Regions from separate parts of the Homo sapiens genome. Here regions 2 and 3 are each linked to region 1. The links are chromatin contacts, found by Hi-C in ENCODE. All regions are on one chromosome and are shown on one strand. The core of a region is the stretch at or near the end of the contact, and the rest is flanking DNA. Distances in the headings are between cores, read along the strand shown.

Region 1 (2,533 bases), core at 11-2,510:
AAAAAAAAATAGCTGCGTGTGGTGGTGCATGCCTGTGGTCCCAGCTACTGAGGAGGCTGAGGTGGGAGGATCACTTGAGCCTGGGAGGTAGAGACTCCAGTGAGCAGCAATTGCACCACAGCACTCAGCCTGGGAGACAGAGCGAGACCCTGTCTCAAAATTTTTAAAAATGCAGAGGATCTCCTGGCCTTTGATTCATGGGGCAGCCTACTTTTTCCTTTGGCAGGTGTCTGGAATGGAAATCAAAAAAGAGCAGCTGCCCCCTGGGACCGTGATTGCATCCCCCCAGGAGTTGGGCATTGTGGGAGACTTACCCCACACCCCACCCAGCATGCCCCTCCTAAAGGACCCCAGTGACACGGATAGGCTGAAGACCCAGGGTCTGTTTCTGCAAAAGTGGGGATGGGCCGCAGTAGGCTGTTCTCACTCCTTGGCTGTTCCACTCTCCCAGGAGCCCTTGGGGCAAGAGGCTGGGACGTGCCTGGTGCAGTGAGCTGTCACACAGTAGGGACACCTCCAGGCCTCTGACCTCCAAGACCACAGACCTCTGGACCCCTGCAGCTGCCCTCCTCTCCTCACTTCTTCTCTACCCCACAGTCCTGCTCGTTTAAAACTCGCCAGTAGCTCCCATAGCAGCTGGAATGCCATCCAAAGTATTTCCCAGGGTCTTCAAGACTCCTGCCCTCCAACCCCTCCTCCCTCACTTCAGTCTCACCACACTGGACACCTTCCAGCTTCTAGAAAATGCCAATCTCCTTCCACCTTGGGGCTTTTGCCCTTGCTCTTCCCTCATCCTGGAATGCAGGAACAGCATGCCTTGGCACCTGTCATTTAAGTCACTGCTCAGATGCTACCTCCTTAGAGGGGCCTTCCCTGATCCCCCTAAGAAAAGCAGCCCCTTCTTTGCATTATTTGCTATCACAGCTCTCTCTTTCCTTCGTGGCCCATTCCCCGGGCTGTTGTGATCAATAGCTGGTTTGTTCAATAGCCATCTTCCATACCCATTGGTGCACTCCCGTAGGGCAGGGACCTTGGGGATCCCATGACCATATCCCAAGCCCCTGCTGCACAATGGCTGCTAAACAAATGTTTGTTGAATGAATGAAGCACAAAAAGTGCCAACAATGCCTGTCTTCCTCCTTGAATACTTCGAGGCCCCATGAGGGAGAAAATGGCACTTACTGGGCACCCGTCACAGCTCAGGCACTCTCATCCTGTTGAATCTCTACATCTGTGACATCCTGTCCCGCTATACAGATGATGAAGTAGGGGCTCAGTGACCTGCCTGAGGTTACCCAGCAAAGGGTGGAATGATGGCTTCATTCCATTGTGAAGTAGCCAAGTGGGACCTGTGAGCATGAAGAATGCCACGCCAAATAATCATCAGGATTCACTTCCAAATCTGACTCCACCCGAAGCCCATGTTCTTTTCATTATACTATACATTCTGCTGTGCCAGAACTCAGCCCAAGATTGACAACCAGGTTTTTAGCTTCTGAAAGGCAGGCAAAGACCCAGCCTGGGTGGAGAGGTGGTCCGGCTTAGTGGTTATTGAAGTGGGTCCTGGAACTGGACAGAGAGACCAGGGCTCACACAAGGACCCCACCACCCAGGCACAGGGCATATTTGCCACAGTTATCATTACCATTGCCAGGCTAGAGCATCTCTGCTCTCAGGAAGAGTGTGCTGGAAGGATAACCGTCAAGGGACACATGGAAAAAGTCAGGGTCTGAGCTTCTTAATCACAGAAGCCCCTGCGCCCCTGGGGCTGGCCTTTGGGTAGTGCCTTCCCCGCTCTGAGTGGTCACCTCTTAAAAACGGGCATGCATACCAGCATAGATCCAAAAAGAGCTCTTGAGAAGATAAAGAGGAAAAATGACTGTGGAGTTGTTGGTGTATATAAAGTAACATGAAATGTAAATTATCTAAAAATAATCTCCCATGTGAAATGCAGAGAGAGGTTGGGGCTTGGGAGACCTCTAGGGTTCTTTCAGCATTTACTGGCACCTACTGTGTGCCAGGTGTTGTGCTAGGGCCTGTGCATATGAGGATGGGTCAGATATGGCCCTGAGCATCTGGAGCTCCCTGTCTACTGGGGGAAGTGAGCCAGGTATACACAGCGTGGGGCTCTCTCCGAGCGCGGTGAAAGGGGAAGAGTTTGTGTGTGATATGGCAGCAGCAGCCAGATGCACATGAGCTGAAACCCACCCCTCCTTCCTGCATGACCTTGAGCAGGTCAGGCCACCTCTCCAAGCCCCAGGTCTTCGTCTGTAAAATGGAGCCATTCCCTCTGCCTCTCAGAGTTGCCAGGACATGGCACGTAGTAGGTCCTGGGGTGGGGGACTTTGGGATGGGAGTAGACAGTAGTTCCTACGCAGGAAACGGTCCTGCACTAGACAAAGTCTGGGCCTCAGGACTTGGATGGTGACTTGCCTGCAGGAGTGTCATGGGGACATGGGGTGGACCCCCGGGGACAGCTGGGAGAGAAGTGCAGCAATTCCTCATGACCTGTTAAGGAAGTGGGGGGTAGGGG
Region 2 (2,533 bases), core at 20-2,519, 780 kb after region 1:
TTGTTGGAAGAACATATGGAAAAGCATTCTTCCCTCCGTCTTCATTCTGGGAATGGAGTCTTGGCTAAGGAGATAAAACATCCACTCAACAAGCTCAGCAGCTCTCCCGTGTCTAACTCAGTCAGACTGTACAAAGGTGACCCCTCAAGGGGCTGTGGAAGGGAGGAAGATGTTCTCACCCTGAGACAGGCTCTTGACTGGCTGGGCACTAAGGTCACAGGAGAGTGGCTGCTGGCTCCTTGGCCCATGGGTACCTGCATTAGGAGACCTGTTGTCTGTCAGGATTTGCAGGTCCCTCTCCTGGCACAGTGGTCCTCACACTTAGGCACGCATCACTGTCCCCTGGAGTGCTTGTTAAAATATACGTTGCTGGGCCCCACCCTCAGCGTGCCTGACTCAGTAGGTCTAGTGTGGGAATAAAGAATTTGCATTTCTAGTCCCTGATGATGCTGTTGCTGCTGGGCCACAGACCACACTCTGAGGACCACTGTCTTAGAGAATAAAAGTCCCACAGGCCAAGATGCTTAGGCCTCTGAGTAGCTCACAAGAGTAGCGTTGTGGTGTATGTGGGGAAACACAGAACACTGAGACCCAGTCATCAGTACAGCAAATGTTCCAAGGAGAGAGAGATGCACAAAAAGTGAAGCTCTGGCCTGGCGCGGTGGCTCACGCCTGTAATCCCAGCACTTTGGGAGCTTGAGACCAACCTGGCCGACATGGTGAAACCCTGTCTCTACTAAAAATACAAAAAAAATTAGCCGGGCCTGGTGGCAGGCACCTGTAATCCCAGCTACCCGGGAAGCTGAGGCAGGAGAATTGCTTGAACCCAAGAGATGGAGGGTGCAGTGAGCCGAGATGACACCACTGCACTCCAGCCTGGGCGACAGAGCGAGACTCTATCTCAAAAAAAAAAAAAAGTGAAGTGGTTTCATGAAGGGGAGGCGCACTGGCAACCCCTCCCAGCTCCTGAGTGACTGTGTGCTCTGTGTTGCTTCCCCCATTCGTTTTCTATTGCTGCAGTAACAAACTACCAAGAGAGAAAAAGCCTCTCTTGCTTGAACAAACTCCCATGAACCTCCTCCCCTGCAGAGATGTCTCCCTGCTTCTTTTGGCCAGCTGTTAACTAGAAGCTGCTGACCCTATCCTGTCAGGTTGTTAGCTGTGGGAAAATAGCAAAGGCCTCTGGCAATCCTTGGTGACACAGCCACTGACAACACTGAATATGTGACTCAAGCACGGCCACTCTGAGTCACACTGGCTAGCTGGGTGGGTAACAGTCACCATTGCTGCCCACAGTGCCTTTGGGGCATGGTAAGGCGGGAGAGAAATTCCCCTCCACTGTGCTAGAGGAAGGGTCCTTTCTAGCAAGATCATTCTAACTTCTATGAGGAGACTGAGACCCAGAGAATATAAACAACATGTTCAAAGTCACAAAGCGAGAGCAGCTCTCCCAGTTCCCAATCTAGGGTTTATTCCATGAAATAATTCTGTATTTCTCTTGAACCCTGTGCCAGTTATCCAAAAATAACCCAGGTCTCCTTGTCCATGAACACGTAAAAACTGAATCGCAACGGAGAGAAACAGAAAAAGAACAAGGTAAAGTCCATTTTATGGTGACATCCTTAAACTGCCTCCAACAATAGAAGGATTACTTCCAAAATAATCTCAATCTTGGGGGGGAAATCATATCTTGGATGGGAAGGACTTCTTTGTGGCAGTCTGCAAGAATTCACTGAACATTCTATGCAGTCTTTAACCAGTTCCAAGGTCAAGAAAAACATCAGAAAATATGTGTGCGTGTCAAGGGGACAGAATTATTCAGGGATTAGTCCCCTGGAGTGATCTGGGCTAGATTTCCGTTTCCAGAACAACCCTTGGAAAGTCCTCAACAAGATAGAACACTGGTCTCCAACATACTTCGTTGAAGTCCACATGGAAACCCAGGGACAGGAGAGCTTGCTCTCTTGCAGGGATTGAACAACTGGCTATAGAAGACATATAAATATAAAAGTAGGGCTGGTTTGGCTTAAAAAACTGCCTAGAAAAAAATCTAAAAATATTTAAGCTGAAAGGAGCCTTATTAATTGTTCCAGCTCAATCTTATTTGACGGATGTGGAAATTGAAGCCCCCAAAAGAGGAATAACTTGTTAAAGGTTACCCATCATTTCTCTAACCGGAGTGAGATTATAATCCCACCCTTCTTCCCAAAAGACACATCACAGCCCCAGGTAGAGTCTTTGTTTTGTTTTGTTTTGCTTTGTTTTGTTTTTCTAGATGGAGTCTTGCTCTGTCGCCCAGGCTGGAGTGCAGTGGCATGATCTTGGCTCACTGCAACCTCCGCCTCCCAGGTTCAAGCGATTCTCCTGCCGCAGCCTCCTGAGTAGCTGGGATTACAGGCGCCTGTCACCACGCTTGGCTAATTTTTGTATTTTTAGTATAGACAGGGTTTCACAATGTTGGTCAGGCTGGTCTCAAACTCCTGACTTTGTGATCCACCTGCCTCGGCCTCCCAAAGTGCTGGGATTACAGGCG
Region 3 (2,533 bases), core at 24-2,523, 640 kb after region 1:
AAAGTCCTTTCCCAGCGCCTTTTACAGCCATGTGGGCTCAATGCCTCCTTCCCTCTGACCTCCTGCCTGCTTCCCCCCCGCCCATTCTGTTCCACATACGCTGGCTGTTCCCTCTGCCTGGAACACTCTTCTCCTAGGCATCCACATGGCTCACCCCTCACCTTCTTTTCAAAGCCTTGCCTCTCTCTGAGGTTTGTTTTTTCCAGCTATCCAATGAGGAGTTTGGGCGTGAAGACCTCGTGGGAACCCTCTGGTTCTGATGGTAACCATTTTCCACCTGCCTGCCTTCTCTGGGAAGTCCTCCCAATCCTACCACCCACACCCACCTGCTTTTCTGAGCTAGCACTTCATTGCTTACTGCCCATAGTTTTCAAGTCCCTTCCTTATGTATAGGCCAGCTACTCTGGACATTGGGCCCAACACAGGGGCTCAAGTGAACTCTGGTTAAACGGAATTAAAAGTGATTACTGCTTCCTTTGTTTTTTGAGACAGAGTCTCGTTTTGTCACCCGGGCTGGAGTGCAGTGGTGCCATCATAGCTCAGGGCAGCCTCGACTCCCCAGATGCAGGTGCTCCTCCCGCCTCAGCCTCCTGAGTAGCTGGGACCAACGGGCGCGCCCCCCCTCACCCAGCTAATTTTTTTTTTTTGTATTTTTAGTAGAAACGGAGGTTTTACTGTGTTGCCCAAGCTGGTCTCGAACTCCTGGGCTCAAGTGATCCCCCCGCTTTGGCCTTCCAAAGTACTGGGATTACAGGCATGAGCCACTGCGCCCAGCTGATTCCTGCTTCCTTCCGATCCTGTGGAGAGACACTGAGGCGGATTTTTATTCACCCCCTTTTTATAAATTAGAAACTGAAAGTGTCAGAGATTAAACATAAGTCACACTGCCACATGGGCCTTCTTGGTGTTTCTTAGCCAGGGGAAGAATAATATTTCCCAGATCCTAATCACTACCTGCCACGGTATATAATTGTTTTGCCATTAATTGTCGGTGTTTCCCACTAGGATGAAGTTCCATGAGGGCAGGGATTTTGTTGTGTTCACTGCTGCATCCTAAGCACATAAAACTGCTTGGCACATAATAAGTGCTCAAGAAGCATGAACCGAGGGAGTAACGGGTCAGAGGCAGCCCGAGGACTGAGCTCTCTGAGCCTGCAGAGGGCGCTCCAGCCCCGCCCCCAAAGCTAGGCCCCGCCTCTCGCAGCCGGCTGGCGCACTAGTGTTAGAGCCTGCGCACCACCGTTCTTTTAACTGCGCAGGCGCGCCGGAAGCACCTAGAGAGCGGCGCGTGCGCAGCGGGAGTCGAAGCGGAGATCCCGGGGTCGCGCGAGAGCCGCAAGCGGAGTTGGTGGGCGCTATGCTATCACCCGAGGCAGAGCGAGTGCTGCGGTACCTTGTAGAAGTGGAGGAGCTCGCCGAGGAGGTGCTGGCGGACAAGCGGCAGGTGAGAGGCCCCTCCGCGGCGCTGGGGCCTGGCGGCCGGCGCCGTGGGAAAGCGCGCGGGGTCGCAGTGAGTTGACCTGGACAGGCGGTTAACGGCTCCGAGGCGACAGACCTGGGCCGATAAATATTCGGCCGCTACTAAGTGAGCGCCTGCGCTATGCTGGACATTCCTCTCTCTTCATCCTTTCTCTGCCCCTTGCCATGCTCTGTGGATCTCGACCCATCATGCTCTGGGCCGTTTCCCTGAGCACCTGTTTCAAAATGCACTTCCCGGCCCCATGGTTGATCTAGGGGCACCGCCCTGTAAAGGCCCTCAGGGGAGAGCTGGAACCGAAAAGAAGCCTGAGGGGGCCTTGTGACCGGGCAGGGGTGGGGACGTGGGGGAAGGTGGCGCCCTGTTTATGGGGTGTCTTGTTTTAAGTGCCAAGTTTTTGAGGGGAGTTCCTGGGGGAAGGAGGGTGACGTAATTGGATTTAGGTTTTAAAAGGATCCCCCCTGGCTGCTGTGTGGAATACAGAATATAGGTGGGCAAGGGCGGAGGCAGGGAGATGGGTGAGGGGCCATTGGTATGGTCCAGACCAGAGATGGATTTGGACTAGGTAGTGGTGGTGGAGAGAAGTGAAGGGGTCAGAAATGTATTTTGGAGACAGACTCAGTAGGCCGTGGTAGTGGAGCCGGGGGAGTCGTGACTCCCTCTCATCTCCAGTTAGAAGGGTCAGGTATTTACTGAGAAGGGGAAAACTTGGGCAAGATCCTGTCAAATTAAGTACTGGATCAGGGTGTGCTGGATGAGAATAAGAGCAGTTAAAGTTTATCAGCTACTTACTATGTGCCAGGTACTGTGTTAAGTCATTTAATTGCTGGCTCAATAACCTGTAAGGTAGGTACTGTCCGTAGCTCCATTTTGAGGAGGAGTAAATAGGAAGGTGAAATTACACAGCTTGAGGCAGATAGCAGGATTCGAACCTGGGTATTCCAAATCCAGAACCAGCACTCGTGCAGTATACTGTACTACTGCGTCACTTCCTTAGTAGCTATTGTGTTGTTACCACTGTCTCAGTGCCCCCAATCCTGCTGTTCCAATCTAGTA

Evidence for each region. Hi-C counts contacts between places; a loop is a spot of excess contacts on that map. Pooled maps may share reads with other maps.
Region 2: a loop to region 1 is called in a map with no recorded cell type, with 5 times the contacts of the local background. The contact joins the enhancer-like site here to the promoter of NOL4L-DT in region 1. A Hi-C loop is called at or near these places in 1 of 37 single-sample maps with no recorded cell type.
Region 3: a pooled map shows a loop between it and region 1 (2.8-fold over the local background). The contact joins the promoter of PDRG1 here to the promoter of NOL4L-DT in region 1. A Hi-C loop is called at or near these places in 1 of 168 maps with a recorded cell type or tissue (adrenal gland) and 1 of 50 pooled maps.

What each region holds. Positions count from the first base shown.
Region 1 is chr20:32,586,206-32,588,738 of GRCh38, reverse strand. It overlaps NOL4L-DT (NOL4L divergent transcript), which reads right to left and starts at 1,260. Exons shown (of 3, transcript NR_034152.1): 1 at 1,183-1,260.
Region 2 is chr20:31,809,152-31,811,684 of GRCh38, reverse strand. No RefSeq gene overlaps it. Among named protein-coding and RNA genes, the nearest start is that of MYLK2, 8.9 kb to the left of the region's middle. Within about 2 kb of position 1,269, at least 9 of the 41 ENCODE cell types and tissues checked have a DNase peak (open chromatin) inside an H3K27ac peak, as active enhancers do.
Region 3 is chr20:31,950,786-31,953,318 of GRCh38, reverse strand. PDRG1 (p53 and DNA damage regulated 1) reads left to right here and starts at 1,273. Exons shown (of 5, transcript NM_030815.3): 1 at 1,273-1,444. The coding sequence starts at 1,358.